Regions from separate parts of the Homo sapiens genome. Here region 2 is linked to region 1. A link is an interaction called in ENCODE POLR2A ChIA-PET data of the cell type or tissue named here. Cell type or tissue: Panc1. All regions are shown on one strand.

What was found. Peaks named below come from ENCODE experiments on the same cell type or tissue, not always from the same donor. Only the 100,000 strongest peaks of a DNase experiment are listed, where the experiment ranks them.
Region 2: POLR2A ChIA-PET joins it to region 1 with 12 read pairs; 2 of 35 experiments call an interaction of 5 or more read pairs at or near these places.

Annotation. Positions count from the first base shown.
Region 1 is chr20:32,115,935-32,118,434 of GRCh38, reverse strand. All of the region lies in intron 1 of TM9SF4 (transmembrane 9 superfamily member 4), which reads right to left. Among named protein-coding and RNA genes, the nearest start is that of TM9SF4, 7.5 kb to the right of the region's middle. In Panc1, no CTCF peak of the experiment used is centred here; no DNase peak of the experiment used is centred here.
Region 2 is chr20:32,458,062-32,460,561 of GRCh38, reverse strand. The region is part of intron 5 of NOL4L (nucleolar protein 4 like); the gene reads left to right. Among named protein-coding and RNA genes, the nearest start is that of ASXL1, 100 kb to the right of the region's middle. RefSeq lists enhancers at 1,229-2,144, 2,145-2,500. In Panc1, no CTCF peak of the experiment used is centred here; no DNase peak of the experiment used is centred here; H3K27ac peaks cover 425 bases.

The DNA of each region.
Region 1 (2,500 bases):
AAAATTAAAGACATATATTCATTTATATTTTAAGAAGTGAAGGAAATGGGTTGCCTCTGAAAATACTGGGATGAGTTCCACAGAAGATGTGCAGAAAGTGGGCTAAGGTAAGAATTATGCAGAGCGGATTCTGGCACCAGGTATGTGGGTAAGCAGACAGATCAGCAATTTTTAATCTTGGGGAGGGTGTCACAAATCCCTCTGAGAAACTTATCAAAGCTACAGATACTGATCTCGGAAAAAATATTCCAATACACAGAGAATCAAGGACTAGAAGTTCATGGGTTTCTGGTAAAACCCCTGGACACTGTTCCAACTTTTTATGATTCTATGACTTCATCACCTTCTATATTCCTGATAGCCTGATAGAGGATGTTTGGCCTGCAGTTCTTTTCTGTAAGGAAAAAGCAAAGTACCTGCTTCTTAGGAAATTCCTTTAAATTTTCTTTTAATTTTTAATTGATTGCCTCATTAACTCCCATGAGAGGTTCAGTCTGAAAAGTCAATTAAATATTTAGTAATCATCTTCTGCATGTTCAGAGCCATGCAAAGAGTCCTAAGAGATGTGAACCAGCCCATTCAACGTCATTTTGCTTTTGCTACTTGGTTTCCAAGTAGCAAAAGAGACCTCAAAGGCAGCATATCAAGGAACAAGGTGATGGCAATCTAGAAGCCTTTTGTGCTGTAATCTAACACGCCATCACTGGCAAAGATACAGGTGACCTGGAATGTTATAAAGCTCAAGAGAACCAAGAATCAAGGTCTTTCCCTCCCCATCTGTTTTATTCTTGGGGGGGCGGGGGTGGGTTGGGCACTCAGAAATATCTCCCCCAAACAGCTGTCTAATGAAGGGCTGCTAGGACTCAAAAGTACCCCCAGCCACTCCAAATTCACCCCACCCAGTTTGAAAGGTGTGAACAATTAACATCTTCCAAAGAAAACAGGAAGTTTCCCTGAGAACGAAAAATTATTTCATTCACTTGCATTTCTCTGTAACCAGAAGTTAACTTTTTCTGGAGCCCTCTGCCTTGCAATCTCCTTTCCCATAAATAGCATCAACTAGCAGCAATACATCTGGCCAATCTGAACGGCCTTTTTGGTTCCTGTTCCATGCCTTTCCTACTGCAAAAGCAGCATTTTCCTTAGCAATAGACTAGATTCTTCTTTTTCTTTCTAAAAGACAGTCACTTTTTTTTTTTTTTTTTTTTTTTGAGACAGAGTCTAGCTCTGTTGCCCAGGCTAGAGTGCAGTGATATGATCTTGGCTCACTGCAACCTCCGCCTCCTGGGTTCAAGTGATTCTCCTGCCTCAGCCTCCTGAGTGGCTGGGATGACAGGTGCCTGCCACCAGACCCGGCAATTTTTTTGTATTTTTGTAGAGACAGGGTTTCGCCATGTTGGCCAGGCTGGTCTTGAGCTCCTGACCTCAAATGACCCACTCCGACCTCGGCATTTCCCAAAGTGCTGGGATTACAGGTGTAAGCCACTGTGCCTGGCGACAGTCACCATTTTGAGACCATGTCAGTAACTGCTCCCTCAGATTAAGCAAAAAAAAAAAAAAAAAAAAAAAAAAGAAAAAGGAAAAAGGAGGAAAAAAAAAAAAAAGAAAAAGGCTTTGGGCACAGTTTGCCAACAGTTAACTGAAGTCAATTATCCAGTCAGTTAAAGCTTACCAAGAATCCAGCCGCATGTGAATGAAGGCTAATGACAGCTAGAGACAACTTACCAAGCAGGCCCATGGAACTAAAGAACTCACAGAGCAAGAAACAAACAAACAAACAAACAAAAAACAAATTAGCCACAGGAAACTGAAAATGTAGCCTTTATTTCAGAGCCCACAGACACAGAGTAGCTGTTGAACAGAGACACATGAAAGACTCAAAGCTGTAATTTGGGGGTAGGGAAAAACGCACAGCAGGCTGCACTGCGGAAGTCCAGGTGAAACTAATAACCACCCTCACGAAGCAACAGGCAACCAGACTTCAACCCTGACACCACCAAGTGCAGAAACGTACTGCTCTCCTGTCTCCACCTTGGGTATTTATAAAAGAACTCTCAGCTAGCCCAAGCAGCAGGCTTAGATAGCTCACCACGGGAAGACTTCAAACCTTGGAGTAAAGTTACAGAGTGCCCTCTCTGTGCTAGCACTTTCATCTCATATTTCATTTAATCATCACAACAATCCCTTGAGAATATCATCCTTGTTTCAAAAATGAGATGATGAAAAAGTTCTGGAGACGGATAGTGCTAACAGCTGCATATGTGTAAACGTACTTAATGCCACTGAACTGCACACTTAAAAATGCTTAAAGTGGGCCAGGCATGGTGGCTCATGCCTGTAATACCAGCACTTTGGGAGGCTGAGGCAGGTGGATCACCCAAGGTCAGGAGTTCGAGACCAGCCTGGCCAACATGGCGAAACCCTATCCTTACTAAAAATACAAAAATTAGCCAGGCGTGGTGGCACATGCCTGTAGTCCCAGCTACTTGGGAAGATGAGG
Region 2 (2,500 bases), 340 kb before region 1:
GACCCACTCTGAAAGGAAACGGAGGCTCCAGAAGGTGGAGTAGCCTCTTCCAGCCACTCCGCGGCTCAAACCTGTGGCCTCCCCAGTCGGCAAAACATGGGCCTCAGGTTGCAGGCAGCCCCCAGAGCATGTGGCGCGGGGGCAGCTGTGTGGGGTGGGGGCTGGCATGCCGGGGCTGCCTGAGCGGAGCTGGGGGTAGGCGAGACCTTGGTGTCACTGGGGAAGGCAGGCTTTCGCGATCCATGTTGTCCCTCTGAGTAGGCTCTGTGTGTGCGGCATGAGAAAATGAGATAATGGCAGATAGAGCCTATAAACTAGGGCAAAGGGGCTGTTTTTGGTCTGGGTTCTGTGTGTGTGGTAAAATGTGTGACATAAAATTTGCCATTTTTAAGTGTACACTCCAGAAGCACTGTTATTTCCACAGCTTGTTCATCCCCCAACAGAAACTCTGCACCCTTTAAGTACTAACTGCCCATTCCCAGCCCGTGGAGCCTCACTGTACCTTCTGTCTCTGTGAATTTGCCTGTTCCAGATGCTGCGTAGAAGTGGAATCACTGAGTATCCTTGTCCGTCTGGCCTGTTTCCCACAGCCTCGTGTTTTTATCATCCACATTGCAGCGCTTATCCAAACTTCATTCATTTTCATGGCTGGATACTATTCCATCGTATGAATAGACCACATTTGTGTACCCATTTACTTGTCGAAGTTTTTAAAAATATAAATAATGGGTTGGGCGCAGTGGCTCACGTCTGTCATCCCAGCACTTTGAGAGGCCAAAGTGGGAGGATGGTTTGAGCCTTGGGAGTTTGAGACCAGCCTGGGCAATATAGCGAGACCTGTTCTCTACAAAAAAAGAAAACTTTAAAAATTAGCCGAGGCTGGGCACGGTGGCCCATGCCTGTAATCCCAGCACTTTGGGAGGCTGAGGCGGGCGGATCGCCTGAGGTCATGAATTCGAGACCAGCCTGGCCAACATAGTGAAACCGTGTCTCCACTAAAAATACACAAAATTAGCTGAATATGGTGGCGGGCGCCTGTAATCCCAGCAACTTGGGAGGCTGAGGCAGGAGAATCGCTTGAACCTGGGAGGTGGAGGTTGCAGTAAGCCAAGATCGCCCCATTGCACTCCAGCCTGGGCAGGAAGAGTGAAACTCCATCTCAAAAAAAAAAAAAAAAAAAATTAGCCAAGCGTCGTGGTGTGCGCTGCTGGGGAGATCGCTTCAGCCCAGGAGGCAGCAGTTGCAGTGAGCCCTAATGGCACCGCTGTACTCTAGCCTGGGCAACAGAGCAAGACCCTAAAAAAAAAAAAAAAAAGTAAACCATGTAACTGAGTCGCCAATATTTTAAAATCTGTTTACATAATGGTGCAGATTTCCAGTTTCTTCTAACAGCTTGGAACACTTGGCCATACGAGGTCCTAGCACCTGGTGCCTTACGGGTCTTACCCGCCCAACCACTTCCCTGGCCAGACCAGGGTGGCATCTGAGTGCAGTTAGGGGAGGTTCTGCCCCGGCACTAGTGCCTGTCGATCCCCAGCCAGGCAGCCGGGGGCACAGCCCCGAGGCAAAGGTCTTGGTAGCTGGAGAGTCTGGGCCCCCGTGCCGGGCATCTGACCTGGTAGAGGCTCCAGGAGCACCCTGAGCAGCGTGTCTCTGGAGCTCACAGTGGCGGAGGGCAAGTCCATCTTCTCGGGAAAACCTGATTGGGAGGTGGGTGGTGGGATGATGGGATGTCACTTCTGGGCCTATGTAGGGTGTGGCACTGCAGCCAGCCTTGGGCCTGGTGCCTGTGATGAAGGCAGTGACCACTTGCTCACTGTGTGCCAGGCACGATGCCCACTGAGGAGCAGCCCCTCATTCCAGAGGAGGAATCTAAGGCCCTCCAAGGTCAAGCAAGTGGCCTGTGAGGGTGGTGTCGGTATGTGAAGTCGCACCTGCAAGGTGGGTGAAGGATGGGCCCCCTGCAGCTCATGGGAGCGTGGGTAACCAGCCAGTATGGGTGTCATCCCTGTCCCCCGTGGAGGCTCCTGGACCTCAGGTGCAGGGGCTTCTCTGGTGACAGGGTCTGTCCTGGTGGGGCAGATGGCCCTCACGATGACCCTGGGCCAGGGGAAGGGAGCATGAGGATCCCTGGCAGGGCCGGGCAGCAAGCTGGGGTTGGAGGCGTGAGTGCCTCCTTCCTAGGGACAGTGGAGAAAAGTGCCAGCCTGAAGTGGCAGTGTGGAACCAGACCTTGAAGGCTGGCTGCCATCTGCTCAGCTGGAGGTGTCATGGCAGGCAGATTGCAGAGCTCCAGCACAGGATAGTGAGGCTGGGCTGGGGGACTGCAGAGGTCACAGGACTGAGAGTGCCAGTGGCTGTGGGCCGGACTCTTACTCAGCTACAGGAAAGCATGGGACAGGGGAGTGAGGATTAGGCCTGGCTCTCACAGGTGGGATGTGGGTGGCCTGGGCGCTGGAGAGCAGCCAGTGGGAGCTGCATGAGGAGCTGGTCTGGTTCC